2 separate regions of the Homo sapiens genome follow, and region 1 is linked to region 2. A link is an interaction called in ENCODE POLR2A ChIA-PET data of the cell type or tissue named here. Cell type or tissue: PC-9. All regions are shown on one strand. Each heading gives the region's core, and the rest is flanking DNA. Links, peaks and the distances in the headings are about the cores only.

Region 1 (8,211 bases), core at 212-8,211, 320 kb after region 2:
ACCTCAGGGGTTTTAGTCTCAGCTCCTTCCCTGGCCCAATCTGGCTCTTAGCCAGCCCCCCTCCTCCTCTGCCACTGTCCCAGCCACTGACCATGCCCTGGGTGCCCACCCTGTGCAGGGTGGAAGCCTGGCTTTGGGCTCTTGGAGTTCCTGGGCAGGGAAGGCTCCCACTTTCTGCCCTGTGAAGCCCACCTCAGTCCTGGCTGCCCCATTTCCCAAGGGGCTCTCAGGTGCAGTGGCTTCTGCAGCCCCTCTCTTGGGATGCAGGCCTGGGCACGTGCAGCCTTGTCTAGCTCTGCCCCAGTTTGCCCATCCAGCCCTCAAGTTCTTCCTGCCCCTTCAGGCCACTGCTTGAGCTGATGGCAGAGATGGATTCCTCCCTCCCCGTCCTGTCTGGCATCCTCCCTTTGGGACCCTGGGTTCATTCCCTGTTCTGGCCACCTTGTTTGTGGCCCCTCTAGGCCAGCAGGACAGACACACCCAGCGTGCGCCTGGCCTCAGCACCTCACACGCAGCGTGCATGTGTGTGCATCTGTGCTTGGCGTCGGCGTCACGTCTTACAAGGACAAGCAGGCACTGGGGAAGGGTGGGGACACAAAGGAGGAATGGGATGGGGGCTCCGAGGCCTGGGAGCCGCCCTGGGAGGCCTCTGCCCTGGGGACCGTTCAGCAGCTTTGGGCCTCTCTCCAGATCATCAGCCATGACACCCGGCGCTTCCGCTTTGCCCTGCCGTCACCCCAGCACATCCTGGGCCTCCCTGTCGGTGAGTCACGCCCCTGCTGGGCCCATTCGGAGCCCGGCAGGCTGCTGGGGCACTAGATCAGAGAGATGGAAGCTTTACATTTCCACCAGGGAGAGCAGGGAAGCCTTCAGGAGGAGGTGACAGCTGCCCTGGGCCTTTGAGGGCGAGTCTGTTGGAATGAGAGTGGGAAGGCCCAGAGTCCCTGGCAGTGGCACCAGCAGGAGTGAAGGCATGGAGGCAGGAAGCTGGGACGTGAGGGGAATCCCCGGGAGGGGTGGGAGGGGGCCGTGGGAGCTGACGCCAGGCCAGGCTTTGAATGCCGGGTGGGGTGCAGGGGAGTGGGTTGACAAGACCCAGGGGTCACCCGCAGGATGATCTCTGGCCCAGAGTGACCCCGTTCTGTCCTGCAGGCCAGCACATCTACCTCTCGGCTCGAATTGATGGAAACCTGGTCGTCCGGCCCTATACACCCATCTCCAGCGATGATGACAAGGGCTTCGTGGACCTGGTCATCAAGGTGAAGCCTCTGGGTCATGACTGTGGAGGGGGTGTGGGTGGGTGGCCATGGCAACAGCCCATGTGGACCCCCTGGACAGGGAAGTCTCCCGCTCCTGCCCTGTGCAGCCCAGCCTCGGTCATGGCTGCCCCACTTCCTCAGGGGCTTGCAGGGGCAGTGGCTTCTAGAGCCCCTCTCGAGTCCATGTCCCCCCGCAGCCCGGACTCCAAAGACCCAGTGCTCCCTTGTGCCTGGTTTCTGAGTAAATAGCACGTCATCTTTACCAACAAAAGCCAAAGAAGGGGGTCTTGGCAGAGAACAGGGGCCAGGGTTCAGGGCAAGTGCCTTCAAACAAGGACAGGTACCTGCAGCAGAGGCTCCAGGAAGGCCGGCTGGCGGTACAGACGCCCCTGCTGCGAGGTGTGACGGCGCAGTCCCGTCCCTGCTCTCACGCTGGGAGATCCCTGGGAGTTGGGTCCCGAGTGTGCGGGGTGAGGCAGCCACTCCACCGTGGTCAGCGGCCGGGCCTCTGTGACACGCAGGCCCTGTTCTTACCCGTTTCCCTAAGAAATGTCCCTCAGGCCTGCTAGGGAAACATGTGAGGGGCTCGTGTGGTGTTGTCTGGGAGCTGGGGTGATGGGCTTTCTGGGGTCTGCTGCGGGGTTCGAGGTGGAGGTTCACAGGAGAAGATGCAGGCGTTAGGGGCAGCAGCCCGGAACCTGAAACACACATGCCGAGTGGGAAGTAAGAGGCAGCATGACGGCCCCAGCAGGGACGTTTTTATGAAAATTAGAAATACAAGCTTTCAGCCAGGCACAGTGGCTCACACCTGTAAGCCACTTTGGGAGGCCAAGGCGGGTGGATCACCTGAGGTCAGGAGTTAGAGACCAGCCTGGCCGACATGGAGAAACCCCGTCTCTACTAAAAATACAAAAAAATTAGCTGGGCATGGTGGTGCGCACCTGTAATCCCAGCTACTTGGGAGGCTGAGGCAGGAGAATCACTTGAAGCTGGGAGGCAGAGGTTGCAGTAAGCCAAGATCATGCTACTGTACTCCAGCCTGGGCAATAGAATGAGAGCCAGTCAAAAAAAAAGAAATACAAGCTTTCCTGCAGAACAGAGGGTGAGAAGCAGCCTAGACCAGTGGGTATGTGGGGTGTTGGAGACCCTCCCCAATCAAGGCCAAAGCCCTATAGCCTCCCCAGCCCAGCACCCTCAGGTACCCCTGGAGCCCCCTTACTGGGCCGTAGCTGAGGCCCTTACCTTGCCAGGTCTGGGGGCAGGCACTGGATCTGAAGGGTGGGAAGGGCCCTGGCCCGGGCTCCTTCCTTGCTGGGGCGCCCAGGCCTGGCCTCAGGAGCCCGTCTTTGGCTGGAGGACGGACACTGGACACATAGTCATGGGGAAGCCAGTGCTCCCTGCAGGGGACAGGTACCTGCGACCGAGCTTCCAGAAGGGCCACCAGGGATGGGTGGGGTTGGCTGGTGAGAGTGGCTCCCTAGCAGGTGACAGTGAAGGTGAGATCTGGGGCTGAGTAGGCACTGACCAGGTGAAGAAGGAAGAAAAGGAGCTTCAGGTGCAAAGGCCCTGAAGTCAGCAGCAGGCTCAAGGATTGAAGTGGCTGGAGGGTTGGGGCAAGGGGTGGGAGAGGTCAGTGGGGCCAGACGGGGCCTTGGAGGCCCCAGTAAGGTTTGGGGCTTTGTCCAGAAGCACAGAGGAGGTGATGAGGGCTCAAGCATCTGTTCACGTTGAAGTCTCTCTGGCCAAATGTGGAGAAGCTATTAGGAGGATTCAAATTGAGGATGAAAAACTCACAGGTGACCAGGCCTCTCCTGGCTTGGAGACCTGGCTGGCTCCCTTGGTCCTTGATAAAGGTTAGAGTCCTGGCCTGGCACCCAGGGCCCAGGACAGTGTGCTCTGCCTGCCTGTCCGTGGCCCTCCACTCCCCTCTGCCTCCACACCCCATAGCCACCCTCTGTGCTGAAGCCACAACAGGCTCCCCTCCCTGAGGCACTGTGTACACGCTGTCCCTCCCCCAGCCACCTTCCCCTTCTCCATCCATCAGACTCCTTGGGCAGGGTGAGCCGCTCCTCCTCTGTCTCCCCATTTCTTTGTAGGTGTCGGATTGAGGCCCTTCTCTTTCCCAAGACAGTAATCCTAGAGAGTGCAGGGCAGGAAGTAGTCCCAAGAGTGAGGGAGGTTTTTAGCGACAGCACAAAACGGAAGGGACTGAGTGTCCACCAGGAGGAGTGTGGCTTAGTGGGCCTCCCAGAGCCTTGACTTTGCTGACGGGTTCAGTGTCTCCCGTTGGGAGGGGGCCCCAGAGACAGTTGGTGAAATGTGAGTGCATCCAGCCCTGGAGTTGGTCGGCCTTGTACACGAGGCTGGTGGTTTGCTTTCCCCGGATATGTCAGGTGGAGGCTGACTCCTGGGAGGACGGGGTGAAGGACGGGGTGCAGGACAGGTAGGATTTGACGGCTGGGTGGATGGGGCTCCACGGGAGAAGGCCATGTGTGGGCCTCAGAAGAAGCTGCAGAAGAGGCACTTGTCTCCCACTGTGGGCAAGAGCTCGCCCCTGAGACCTGGAGCTGGGGACTGAGGGCTGCGGGGGTGTCTTGCAGGTTTACTTCAAGGACACCCATCCCAAGTTTCCCGCTGGAGGGAAGATGTCTCAGTACCTGGAGAGCATGCAGATTGGAGACACCATTGAGTTCCGGGGCCCCAGTGGGCTGCTGGTCTACCAGGGCAAAGGTGATTCGGGTCGGAATCCCTTGGTTACACGGCAGGCTCAGAGAATTGGAGAGCTTGGGCGTGCTGGGTGCAGGGTGCAGGCCCCTGGCTCTGTGTGGATGGGTGACTCTCGTCAGGCCAGCTGTCCCTCTCTGGGAACTGAGTCTCCCTGGCTGTAGAGGGGGTAAGTTGCTGGCACAGGGGTTGCAGACAGGCCACTCCTGGGGGCCACGTCTCACCCACTGCCAGCCTCTATTTGGCTTTCTCAGCATCTGAAACAAGCAAGCAAGAGGACAGAGCTGAGCCTCCGGGTTCCCAGCCTCTCCACTGCTCCTGCACCTTCCTCATGGCTCGCGTTAGAATGGCAGCTGCCTCTACCTCGGACCTCACAGTGGGGGCAGGTTCTCCAGCCCCCTCTCCAGCCTCTCCAGCCACCACACATGGCATGTTTGATGGCCGGGCCTCACCCCTTCTCTCTCCCCAGGGAAGTTCGCCATCCGACCTGACAAAAAGTCCAACCCTATCATCAGGACAGTGAAGTCTGTGGGCATGATCGCGGGAGGGACAGGTACACGGAACCCCCCACTGAGGCGTCCGGCGGCTCATGTTAAGGGTGGGGTTGGGGTGTGGGTGAGGCGCAGGTTCTGAGTGCCTGGGAGCTACCAGAGGTCAGGGGCCCAGGCCCAGTGGTCCTGGCCCCTCCACCCCAGTACACCTGGGCGGGGCGGTGCCTGTGAACAGGCCTCGCTCAGCACGTGCGAGGCCCGGCCGGCTATTTTGCAGGCATCACCCCGATGCTGCAGGTGATCCGCGCCATCATGAAGGACCCTGATGACCACACTGTGTGCCACCTGCTCTTTGCCAACCAGGTCAGTGGGCATCCCCATGATGGGGAAACTCAGCTTACCCTGAGAGGGGACTTCGGGCCTGGTCAGGTGCTGTTCCAGGGGTCTGCACAGCTCTGCTGAGATTCTGGGGATGACCGGGATGGGGGGCCCTGAATGTTCTGTGCACTGGCGGCCTTGGCAGCAGCACGGCGGGCAGGCTTTGTGGTGCAGCGCCTGTGTCTGGCTGAGGGGGCTGCCTTGCGGGGAGCTCCCTGAGCACCCCCTCCCCTGGCTGCTTCCTCCAAAACTCAGAACTCCCTTCACCATGAGCACGGTGTGGAACCCACTGGTAGAGTGGGAAGAATGCTGGCCTGGACATGGAGGGGCCCATCTTACAAATGACCAGACATTTGCACGAAGCCCCTGAGCTACAGGGTGTCAGGGCAGGATTTGAATGTTGGTGTCTCTGGCTCCTGATTCATATCCTTGTCCACGAGCCCACTGCCTGCCTGCCCGCCCTGGCCTGCTGTGTGGTCTTGGACGAGCTACTTTCCCTCTCTGAGCTTCACTCCCTCATCTGTAGAATGAGCTGATGAAACTGGGTTGTTGCAAGGTCTTTTCAGGTTAGTGTTTTGTGACTGATGACGTAGATTTGGGGGAGAAGATGCTTGCCTGAGGTCCTTGGATGTGGGTCCTTGCCCCACCCTGCCTCCCCGCAGCTGCAGAAAACTGCCGCAAGGCCAACCAAGATGGCCTTGCCAGGCCCAGGGGAGAAAGAGCCAGAAATTCTAAGCTGGCTGGTGTGGAGGGAGAGAGGGCAGCAGTGAGACTTGGTGGTGCTGGTTCAGAGTCTGTGGAGGCCGTCAGACCGTCTGTCACCTGTACAGGCCATCTTTGCAGCTGGTAGCGAGGGCAGTGTGGTCGCCTCATCTCATACCTCCGAACACAGGCTCCGGGAGGGGCTTGACTGTGCATGTCTCGTGGGAAGTGCTGAAACCAGGATGCAAACCAGGGTTTTATTTATTTATTTATTTTGATACAAAGTCTCGCTCTTGTCCCTCAGGCTGGAGTGCAATGGCACAATCCTGGCTCACTGCAACCTCCGCCTCCCGGGTTCAAGTGATTCTCCTGCCTCAGCCTCCCGAGTAGCTGGGATTACAGGATGTGTGCCACCATGCCCGGCTAATTTTTATATTTTTAGTAGAGATGGGGTTTTACCATGTTGGCCAGGCTGGTCTCGAACTCCTGACCTCAGGTGATCCACCCGCCTCAGCCTCCCAAAGTGTTGGGATTACAGGCGTGAGCCACAGTACCCAGCCTATTTTTATTTTTAAAAAACTATTTTAGAAAACATCATTCTGTTTTACGTTTTTGCAAACCTTGGAATGTCTGGCTTCATAGGACAGCTAGATTCCTGTGTTTGTTTCTACATCCCATCTGTGTGATGTTGCCAGTCACGCAGCCTCTGGAAAGTGGCCCCATCTACTGAGAGAGGAAGAGTGAAAAATACCAGTGTCTCAGTATTATATGAAAACCATTTGGCCTCAGGGATCCTCTCCAGGGTCCCAACCCCAGGGGTCCCCATGCTACACTCCGAGAACCGTGCCAGTCGGGTCATTGCTGCTCGTTTCCTCTCCTACCTTCCTCCGTGACCTCAGTGCCTGGTTTTGAGCTGGGAGCCCCCTACCCTCGAGTAGCAGCCCCCCAAGGTTCCATCCCTCTGTTCATCTGTCAGGTGGGTCGCGGCGGTGGCCACCTCAAAGGATGGTGGTGAGGATTAAAGCATGAGACACACTTTAGCTCAGAGAGGAAGACATAACTTTTTTTAAAAAAATTGAGACGGAATTTCACTCTTATTGCCCAGGCTGGAGTGCAATGGCGTGAATCTCGGCTCACTGCAACCTCCGCCTCCCGGGTTCAAGCGATTGTCCTGCCTCAGCTACCTGAGTAGCTGCGATTACAGGTGCCCGCCACCACATCCAGCTAATTCTTTATATTTTTAGTAGAGACGGGGTTTCACCATGTTGGCCAGGCTGGTCTCGAACTCATGAGCTCAAGTGATCCACCCACCTCAGCCTCCCAAAGTGCTGAGATTACAGGCATGAGCCACCATGCCTGGCCTAAAAAGAAAGTTACACATAGTTAATAGAAAAAGAAAAGTGAAAAGATGCACACAAAAATCCTAACAGTCATTATTTCTGAAGGGTTTCAGGTACTTTTTCTTCCATATTTTCTGTATTTTTTTCCTTGAGTTCATCTAGCCCAAAGCCTGTCCCTGTCCCTGTCCTCACCCCATTAGGGCAGAAAGGGCCCTCAGCCTCCCACCCTCAGAAACTGGAAAAACTGTTCAACACCCCGTGTTCCCTGGGATGTGTTGAGGCTTATGCCCCTCACACAGCTCATCTGCTGGAGGGGAGCACCAAGGAGCTGGTGATTCCCGTATTCAGGCACCCTTGGGCTACGCGGAGGGTGGGTGCAGTTCCCCAGCCCTGGGAACAGAGGAGTCACGTCTGTGGCTGCCTCCTGGGGAGAGTCCACCCCGCCCTTGCCCAGCCTGGGAGCTCAGTAGCGATTTGTTAGTGGGCAGCCCTTTCTGGGTGGCAGCGCTCTTTGGCCCCTGGTTTCTTTGAGTTCCCTGAGGTCAGGGACACTGCACACTGACCTAAGGAGCCCCTTCTGTCCCTGTGTGACCTGCAAACGCTGGGCAGCAGCCTGTGATGTGATCAGAGGTGGAACGGGGGTGGGGGGCGGGGAGTCGGGTGGGGGATTCAGGGGGAGATCCCTGATAGCCCCTGGAGGGTCCAGGAAGCTTTCCTGGAAGGGATGACGCTGGACTGAGTTCTGTAGGGCTCTGTGACAGCCGGGTGGGGGTGGGGGAGCCGCAGGCCAGCCAGGAGGATGGGTGTGGGCAAGGCCCGAGGGGGCCAGGTTGGGTGGGGAGTGGTGTCTGTACTTCCTGGTTTCTGGAGGTACAACCTGAATGAGATCCCAGAACGCAAAAAGACTTGCCGGAGGGCTGAGGGTGCAAATCCTGAGCCTTCTCACGGGGCCATTGCTTATTGTATGTGTTACACCCGCTCCCGGGCTGACCCCCTGGAGTATCTTGGCACATTTCCCGTCTCTTCCCTTTTTGCTGTCGCGCAGCTTGGCCGCCTTTAGTTTTTTCCATTTTTCCCACTCTCGGGACATCGAGCCCATTTCCTCACAACAGCAGAAGCAGTTGACACACTGAGTTTCTAGCGAACGCCTTCGCCCCTTCAGCAGCAGCTTTGAGGGGCTCCTTAGGCTAGACAAGGAGAGAGGGGTGCCAGGGTGATCTCTGGCCGAGTCCCCTCCTGAAAGCTCCGCAAGCGTGTGGCCCGCAGGCGGGCGCGATGACGAGGCGCGTCTCTGTTGAGTGTCTCCAGGGGCAGTCT
Region 2 (8,385 bases), core at 195-8,194:
AGCAACTCAATCAGTGTATTCTTATGGCAGAACAATTAAGTGATACAGATATGCAAAAGCCCAGACTTTCATGTTCCACCACCCAGAGATGTTCATTCAAGACTCAGGACAACCTTCCCTGACCACCATATGTCCAGGTAGACCCTGTCACTCTCTGTCCCCCACTTGGCTTCATGCTTTCCCCCAGCCCTTAATGCTGTCTGCCGCTACATTACCTACTGGTGTGGCTTTGAAATCCCCTGACCCCTACTGGAATATATACAGGGGCCTTGTCACTTCTACCCATCCCGGGACCCCACAGGCCCAGCGAGGTGCCTGGCATACGGTAAGTAAGGCTGCATTACATTTCATTGAATGGAAGAATTCACATTTTTGGTACATAGCCATCTGGACTTTTTTTCTAGGTAATTACCCACTCTTAAACATATATTTTTAGATAAAGCCCAAGTGTTCAGCTTTTTAGACGTAAGAATGCTACTTATGGCGTTGAATGTTACTGTAAGCTAACTTTGCACTAGTTGGCTGGGGCTGCTGTTTTCAGTCAGTTTCAGCAATGGTGGCTGCACAGGCCTTCAGAGCCCTTCCTGAGCCTGTGCCTGGACAGCAGCGTGAATCGTCAGTCCACCTCATGCTGTCTCCTAGGAGGCTGTGCAGCTGCAGGCCTTCTTTCCTCAACCAAAATGCTGTGCCTGCCCACCTGCCCACTCCCTTCCCTCCCTCCCTCTCAGCCTAATCTGGTATGACTTTGTCTTATCTTTCCTAGTATTTAGACAATTTGTTCCTTTGTATCTTGGAGGATTGTTCCAGGACCCTCCAAAGGATACCAAAATCCATGGATGCTCGTCTCTGATATAAAATAGTGTTGTATTTGCATATAACTTATGTATACTCTTCAGTATTCTTTAAATCATCTCTAGATTACTTATAATACCTAATAGAATATAAATACAATGTAAATAGTTATACCGTATTGTTTAGGGAATAATGACAAGCAAAAAAAGTCTGTACATGTTTAGTACAGATGCAGCTACCCACTTCTTTCCCCCGTATATTTTCGATTCCTGACTGGTTGAATCCACAGATGTGGAACCCTTGGGTATGAAGGGCTGAGTGTGCTGTGAGCTCCTGGACCGCAGGGCCTGCATGGTGTTATTCACTTGTTTTCATTTCCATCCCCTAGCTCTTAGCAAGGTTTCTGGCACTCAGAAAGTAAATGTTTTTAGAATATTGGGAGAGATAGATGTAAAATAATTTGTAAAATCAATTTCCTTGGCTTGATATTTACTCAGTTTATTAGAATAAATTAAACATTTTATTGAAAATATTTAAGAATTTGGGACACAGGCTATGTCTTGAGACAGCCAAACTGACAAATTTTTATGAAGGACAGGTTCTTTCTGCCTGTGTGTGTGTGTGTGAGAGAGTGTGTGTGAGTGTGTGTGTGTGAGTGTATGTGTGTGTGTAGTGGGGGTATTGGGTATTGTAATGAAGTCAAGAGAGTAACCAAGACATTTTCTTCAGGGCTTCTCAGATAATATTATTGTATATTGTAATTCGGCATTTTATCATAAATAAGAATTGTCATTAATTTTTCCCCTTTATAAGTGGTCACTGGAAATGTTTATTAGGCAGCTAGCATCACAAAATGTGTGTGTGTGTGCGTGCGCGCGCGTGTGTGTATGAGGCTTAACGTTGAAGGTCTTTGTTTTGTGTTTCTAGAGTTCTCAGTGGCACAGCTGAGAATGGGTGTGTAAGTCCTGCTTGCCAAAGCCATATCCTCCCTGTGTGGGGTGGGAGTTGCCAGAGAGGCCAGGAGGAGTCATACTAGGAGCAAGAAGGCTGGGAAGGCTGGAGACTGACATTTTCAGGCACTCACATACAATGTGTCATTTAAATTCCTACTCTGTGTAGGTCAGCCACCTTTATTCCCATTTTGCTGGTAAGAAGGTAGCTTAGAAGTTAAAATGTGCACCTATTATTTAAGAAATGTTTTGTCCTTATAGAGACAGGATCCCACCTTGTTGCTCAGGCTGGTTTGTAACTCCTGGGCTCAAGCAATCCTTCCACCTCCACCTCCCAAAGTGCTGGGATTACAGGCGTGAGCCACTATGCCTGACCCACTCCCCTTGTTTAAGGGAAACTTTTGCTATTAATTTTATGCTTGATTTAAGCCTATTAGTTTCAGATTGTTGCCTGACAATTGAGTTCCCTGTTTGTTTTTCCAAATTACTGGCTAGTTCATTTTATGTGAACTTTTTTTAGAAATAAAAGCACTGTCAAGTTAGAATTCATTTATCAGTTTGTCACACGAAACTGGCTCCATATTCTTCTCTACAGTAGAGTGCTTTGGCTCTAGCTGATACCTTTGAATGAAATAGAATATTTTCTTGAGAAAGCGGCACCATAGTTGAGTGCATAGATGCCCAGAAAATATTTGAAAACCAAATCCTCTCATGGTTTGTACTTAAAATTTTTTTTTAGAGATGGGATCTCACTGTGTTGCCCAGGCTGGAGTACAGTGGCTACTCACAGGCACTATCATAGCTCACTGCAGCCTCAAACTCTTGGGCTCAAGTGATCTTCCTGCCTCAGCTTCCCAAGTATCTGGGACTATAGATAGTCATGTGCCACCACACCCAGCTCGTGTGGCTTTTTAAACTTCAAAGGCACATATTTATAGTACTGGTTGAGAAGGTATTTAGGTAGTTCACTTCTAGATAGCGCTTCTGATGGGTGTGACCTCTTCTTGTCCATGCTTACCTAGCATTCTTATGGTGGGCTTTTATCAGGACATTCTACTTTTTATTGCTGGTAGGTAAATGGAGCAGAAGTCACTCTTGTGGTGGAGTAACTAGTGACTTGAGCTGGTGTCTGATCTTCAGCGCCCTGCCATTTGTCAGTCCCCTCTCCCCTCCTTCACAGCCACAGCAGCTTCCCAGGGTTTGCCCTCCAGGACCAGCGGGACCCTGCACTGGGCTGGTTTCTAACTCCCCTTTGTCACACAGGTTCCTCTACCTGGGATGCCTTTCCTTGCTGCTCCTGCTGAAGAATTCCCACTGAAACATCAGCCCTGGGCACCCTTTCTGGACCCTCTATGTGTCCCCGTAGCATGTTGTGCAGAACTGTTTCCTAGCTCTTGGCCGCTGTGTTGGAGGAGGTTGTTCAAGTGTCCATCGACCCTGTGAGAATGGAGTGCCCCAGTGTGGGGGCACCTGGCTTACGGGCTCAGGAGCTGGGCTGCCGTGGAGCCTGGCCCCAGTCACCTTCTCCCTGGCCAATGCTTGTGGAAGGTCCCCATACTCCAGGCACTGTGCCAGGTCCCAGCCGGATGCCATTTGATCCGTGCAACCTGTCAGGCAGATTGGATTCTATTTTACCCATGAGCAGTGTCAGGCGCAGAGCTCTTAGGTATTTTGCCTGAGGCAGCTGGATCATTAAGAGGTCCCCCCCCCCACCCCCAGGGGTCTTGTGAAGACTCATAGATGCAGATTTCAGAGACCTTCTAGATTTGTGCATCCAGGCTAGCGTGTTCTTTGGTGTTGTCCCCTCTTGCTGTCTCTCATATTCAGCTTGTTCAGACCAGGGCTTCAGCTCCTCTTGAGGATTCCACTCATCAGACTGTTGGGTAGGGAAGAGCCTCTGAAACGGCTGCCTCCAAGCATGGGAAGAGGCCGCTCCTCTTTTGTGGACAAAGGGCCACAGAGGCCCTTTGTGTGACAGGAAGTCCTGCTTCTAGAAGGGGCTGCCTGAAAGTGGAGGGGTTGAAAGAAGCTGAAGCGTTGACCTGGGGCCACTCTGACTCATGCATGTTGTCAATAATACTCTTTGTCTGTCTTGGGAACCTGGCACAGCAGACCTCGAAGGTGGCCTGGAGCATTCCTCTTCTCCCTCCTTCCTGCTCACTCTGCCGCCTGTGAATGCCCCTATTTTCTGACCTGAACAAAGGGCAGCCTCCTGACCCATTCTATATTTTTTCCTTCTATTTATGCCAGGAGAATCTTTCTGTCTCATCTGGGCCTGTGTGAGTTTTCTTTTTTAGGGTTTAAGTGCGTCTCTTGAGTTGGAAAACTTGCAGCTTAAGGGAGAGCTGTCCCACTGGGCAGGTGCCTCTGACGGAGAGGAGGCGTCGTCGGGAAGTATGTGGCCGTGGCTGCTCTGGCATGATCCTGAAGACTGGCACGAAGGGGAATGGAGCCGCACAGAGAATTTCAGGCATCAGAGGGGAAGCGCAGGTACCCGGACCCACGGCCCAGCTCCCTGCAACATGGTCCACATGTCTCCTGTATTTGTGGCCATCTGTCAGTTGTTAAATACTGTGGTTAGGATGTGAGGACACCAGAAGCGAGGGAAGTGGTGGCAGAGATGAGCTGACGCGTCCTCATGTGCTCTGAAGTCCTGATCCCCAGCTGGACGAGAGAGGATCATGTGTGTGCGCATGCCTGTGTGAAGGGATCCTAAGATTATGTTGGAATAACACTGCATCAGTCCTGGGCAGGCAGCTTTGTGTGTTGTGTAACTGGGGCTTCTTGCTGTGGGGACATGGTGGCAAATCAGTGAGCACTTGTTCTTTTTGTTTTTTGAGACAGAGTTTTGCTCTTTCCCCCAGGCTGGAGTGCAGTGGTGCGATCTCACTGCAACCTCCATCACCTGGGTTCAAGTGATTCTTGTGCCTCAGCCTCCCAAGTAGTGGGTGAGCCCGTGGTACATTGCTGCTCTCGCCAGGCTCAGAGGCCAATGTGTGCCTCCTTCCTGGATGCAGTGGCAGTCAGTGAGTGCTTCCACTCCTGCCCCCAGGGACAAATCCTTTGGCTTTATTAGCTTTGTCCTTACTTCCCCCTTAGACTGTGGCAGGTTTGGGGTACCCATACTTCTGGAGACCCTACCCTGGATTATATTAGGTATGTTATGCTCACATGCAGTTTAAACACTTCTTTATGTTATAAAAGTAATTGGAAGGATTCTTATTATTTTGCTTTTGAAACTATTTGGCTATGAGAAGTTGATTTCTCCTCCACCTCCTCTAATTCATTTGTGCATTTGTTCAGAGGGAACAGTGTGTGTGAAGGGGTGGAGCTGATAGGAGTGTGGTGCTTGTGTTGGTAGACACAGGTGATTAACGGTGGCCAGAGCGTGTATAGTGTGGCCAGGAGTGTGGTGTGAGTGGTGAGGCTGGAGGAGCAGTAGTTACAGCCTGGAGGCCCTGCTGGCTTCGGGAGGAAGTAGGGGGAGGAGTTTGAGTAGAGGCAAAACCTGATCTTTCCAGAAGACATTCCAACCACCATGGTAGAGTCACAGTAATGTCATGGAGAATGAAGGGAGTCGGGGACTAAACAAGTGGCTGCAGGTTAGTTAGGACGTTGTTAAGGATTAGGCAGGAGGCAATGGTGGCCTTAGCGAAGGTAGCTATCATCATGGGGACAGAGCCAAGTGGGAGGATTCAAGAGATATTGAAGAGCTGATGTAGTCCGGTCTTGGAAGCTGATTGAATGTGGTAGTGGTGAGGGGGGTTGGGTGTGGGAAGAAGAGGAGTTTCTGGCTTGAGAAGCTGGGTGAATGAATGGTGGGACCATTTCTGACGTAGAAAACCCAGGAACAGGAGTGGGCTCATAGGGAAGGGGATAGTTTGCAAGGACTGTGTGATGGCCAAGTGGAGGCATCCAGTAGGCAGAGATGCGGGTCTGGGCCAGACAGCAGATCAGGGGGCTTGAGGTTAAAGGTGGTTTGGTGTGTGGGCACAGAAGACGTAAGAGAGAGGGCCTGGGACAGAACCTGGGGAGCGCCAGCAGCCAGGAAACAGGCAGAGGAGGTTGAGAGAAGGCACACTGCAGCCACTACAGAAATGAGCTGGTGAGTGTCAGCTCCCTCCCCAAAGACTCCTCTTGCCCTCGTCCCCCACTGATTTTGCTTCTGTCAGCTTGGTAATTGCCGGTGCGTACATCTAGTCACTGTGCAGACTCATTTGAGCATCTACCTCATGCTAAGCACTGGGGATACGGAGATGACACAGCCCTTGCCTCTTTTTTTTTTTTTTTGAGACGAGTCTTGCCCTGTCGTCCAGGCTAGAGTACAGTGGTATGATCTTGGCTCACCGCAACCTCTGCCTCCCAGGTTCAAGTGATTCTCCTGCCTCAGCCTCCTGAGTAGCTGAAACTACAGGGGCGTACCACCACACCTGGCTAATTTTTGTATTTTTAGTAGACATAGGGTTTCACTGTGTTGGCCCGGCTGGTCTTGAACTCCTGACCTCAGGTGATCCACCCATCTTGGCCTCCCAAAGTGCTGAGATTATAGGCGTGAGCCACCGCGCCCAGCTACAGTCCTCACCTTATAAGTTGATGTGTAGTGGATGCGCTGTGCCACTCTGCCTTTTTTGCTTATACCCAATTTCGGATGGAAAATAGCTCACCTGCTAGTTCTCTGTAACGGATGTGTTGTGTCCTTTCTGTCAACTCGTCATTGTTTTCTTAGCTTTGAGCAGCTGACTCGTTTCCAATTTTTGCTGTTATAAATATTGCAGTGATGAACATTTTGTCCAAGCTATTTTTTCTTTGAGTTTATTTGCTTGGGGCATGTTCCCCAGAGTGGGACTTAAGGGTCAGAGGTTGGTAACTGTTATCTGCCTTGTTCTGTATTTTCAGATTTTTCCATGAAGCCTATTAGCAATGTTAGAGTACATTTCTGTTTTCCTGTAGCCCCACCAAAACTGGCATTGTCATATTAATTTTCCTTATTTTACAAGTTATTTCCATATTTTAAAGGAAGTTGTGCTTTTTTTTCCTGCATGGGAATTTGTTGTATTATATTTAGCTAGGTTACATTGCAGTAACAAGCAAACCCCAAGTCTCAGAGACTTAGCCTAACACAAATGTCTTTCTCGCTTGATCTGTGTGTCCCTTGTAGGATGGCTGGGGGTGCGGTTCCACAGAGTCCCTCAGGCCAGGCTGATTAAGGAGACAGCACTCTCTGAGAGCTGCCACTCGAGGCCTGCTCAGTGGACAACACAGTAGACAGGAGAGGCTGGGGGCTTTGTGTGGACTTTTCACTACTGATGTGGCCAGGACTACCAACACAGTCTGGCTTAGCAGGTAGAACTTAGTGAGCATTCCTGTCTCTGCCCAGCCATCTCCTCTTCTGTTTGTTCCTCTCCAGCAACTTCTTTGTCCAGTGGAATTGGATCCTCTGTCTTCATATCAGCTCTTAATGTATTTTAGGTAATAAGATTTTTATCAATTGTGTCTTTTTCTTTCTTTGCTTTCTATATTGTATTGTGCAAAAGTTTAACGTAAGTTTTGGACACATTCATGTTTTCCTCTGATACCTTATTATCACAAATTTCTTTTCTCAAAGCCAGAGAATAAGCTGCTTTTCTTTGAGTTGCTTAAAATGGATTTTATTTGGCTCCTTATGACACTTGAAATTCATCAAAATATATAATGTCAGGTGGTTTTAATCTAAGTTAATTAGGTCCTTGGTGATGCCTGTTCTGCAACATTAAAACAAAACAAAAGAAAGAAAAAACACCCAACCCCAAGCAACACCTCTTCATGACAGAAACACTCAGCAAACCAGGAACAGAAGGGAACTTGACTGGATAAAGGGTATTAATCAAAACTTCCAGGGCTGGCAGTGAAAGACTAAAAGCTTTCTTCCTACAATCCAGAAGAATAGGACCTTGATGTCTGTTCTCACTCCTTCTGCTCAATATTGTACTGGAGAGTCTAACCAGGAACTTCGAAGTTAGACAAGAAAACAAAAGGCATACAGATTGGAAAGGAAAAGGTAAAACACTCTCTGTTCAAAGATGGCATGATCTTATATAAAGAAAATCATAAGGAATCACCAAAAAAACTCTTAGAATTAATATACAGGTTCAGCAAGGTTGTAGGATATAAGATCAATATACAAAAATAACGATATTTCTATAATCTAGCAAGGAATAATTCAAAAAATGGAATTAAGAAAACAGTTTCATTTATTATAGTATATAAAGAATAAAATAGGAGTAAATTTATGAAGAGAAGTGTAAGACTTATATTCTGAAAATTACAAAACATTGTTGAAATAAATTTAAAAGGACCTGAATAAATGGAAAGAGATCCTACATCCATGGACTGGAAGACTTCACATAGTTCAGATGGCAGTACTCCTCAAATTGAGCTACAGAGTCACAGCAGTCCCTTTCAAAATCCCAAAGCAACAAGCCAATTCTAAAATCCCTGTGGAAATGCAAGGGACCAAGAATAGTCAGAACAGTTTTGAAAAGTCAGAGAACAAAGTTGGAGGGCTCACACTTCCCAATTTACAAAAATGTATAAATCTACAGTATTCAAGAAACAGTGTGGTGCGGGCATAAGGATAGACATGGAAAAATGAGATAGAGTCAAG

Evidence for each region. ChIA-PET counts read pairs that join two places held together with the same protein. Peaks named below come from ENCODE experiments on the same cell type or tissue, not always from the same donor. Only the 100,000 strongest peaks of a DNase experiment are listed, where the experiment ranks them.
Region 1: POLR2A ChIA-PET joins it to region 2 with 17 read pairs; 2 of 35 experiments call an interaction of 5 or more read pairs at or near these places.

What each region holds. Positions count from the first base shown.
Region 1 is chr22:42,623,930-42,632,140 of GRCh38, reverse strand. It overlaps CYB5R3 (cytochrome b5 reductase 3), which reads left to right. Exons shown (of 9, transcript NM_000398.7): 3 at 691-763; 4 at 1,153-1,259; 5 at 3,860-3,989; 6 at 4,453-4,536; 7 at 4,752-4,837. Among named protein-coding and RNA genes, the nearest start is that of ATP5MGL, 13 kb to the left of the region's middle. RefSeq lists enhancers at 129-630, 7,994-8,211. In PC-9, for the core only: no CTCF peak of the experiment used is centred there; no DNase peak of the experiment used is centred there.
Region 2 is chr22:42,942,744-42,951,128 of GRCh38, reverse strand. All of the region lies in intron 1 of PACSIN2 (protein kinase C and casein kinase substrate in neurons 2), which reads left to right. Among named protein-coding and RNA genes, the nearest start is that of PACSIN2, 68 kb to the left of the region's middle. RefSeq lists enhancers at 2,678-3,569, 3,570-4,462 and a silencer at 5,953-6,032. In PC-9, for the core only: no CTCF peak of the experiment used is centred there; DNase peaks (open chromatin) are centred at 1,818, 2,768, 3,428 and 3,758; H3K4me3 peaks cover 1,844 bases; H3K27ac peaks cover 5,689 bases.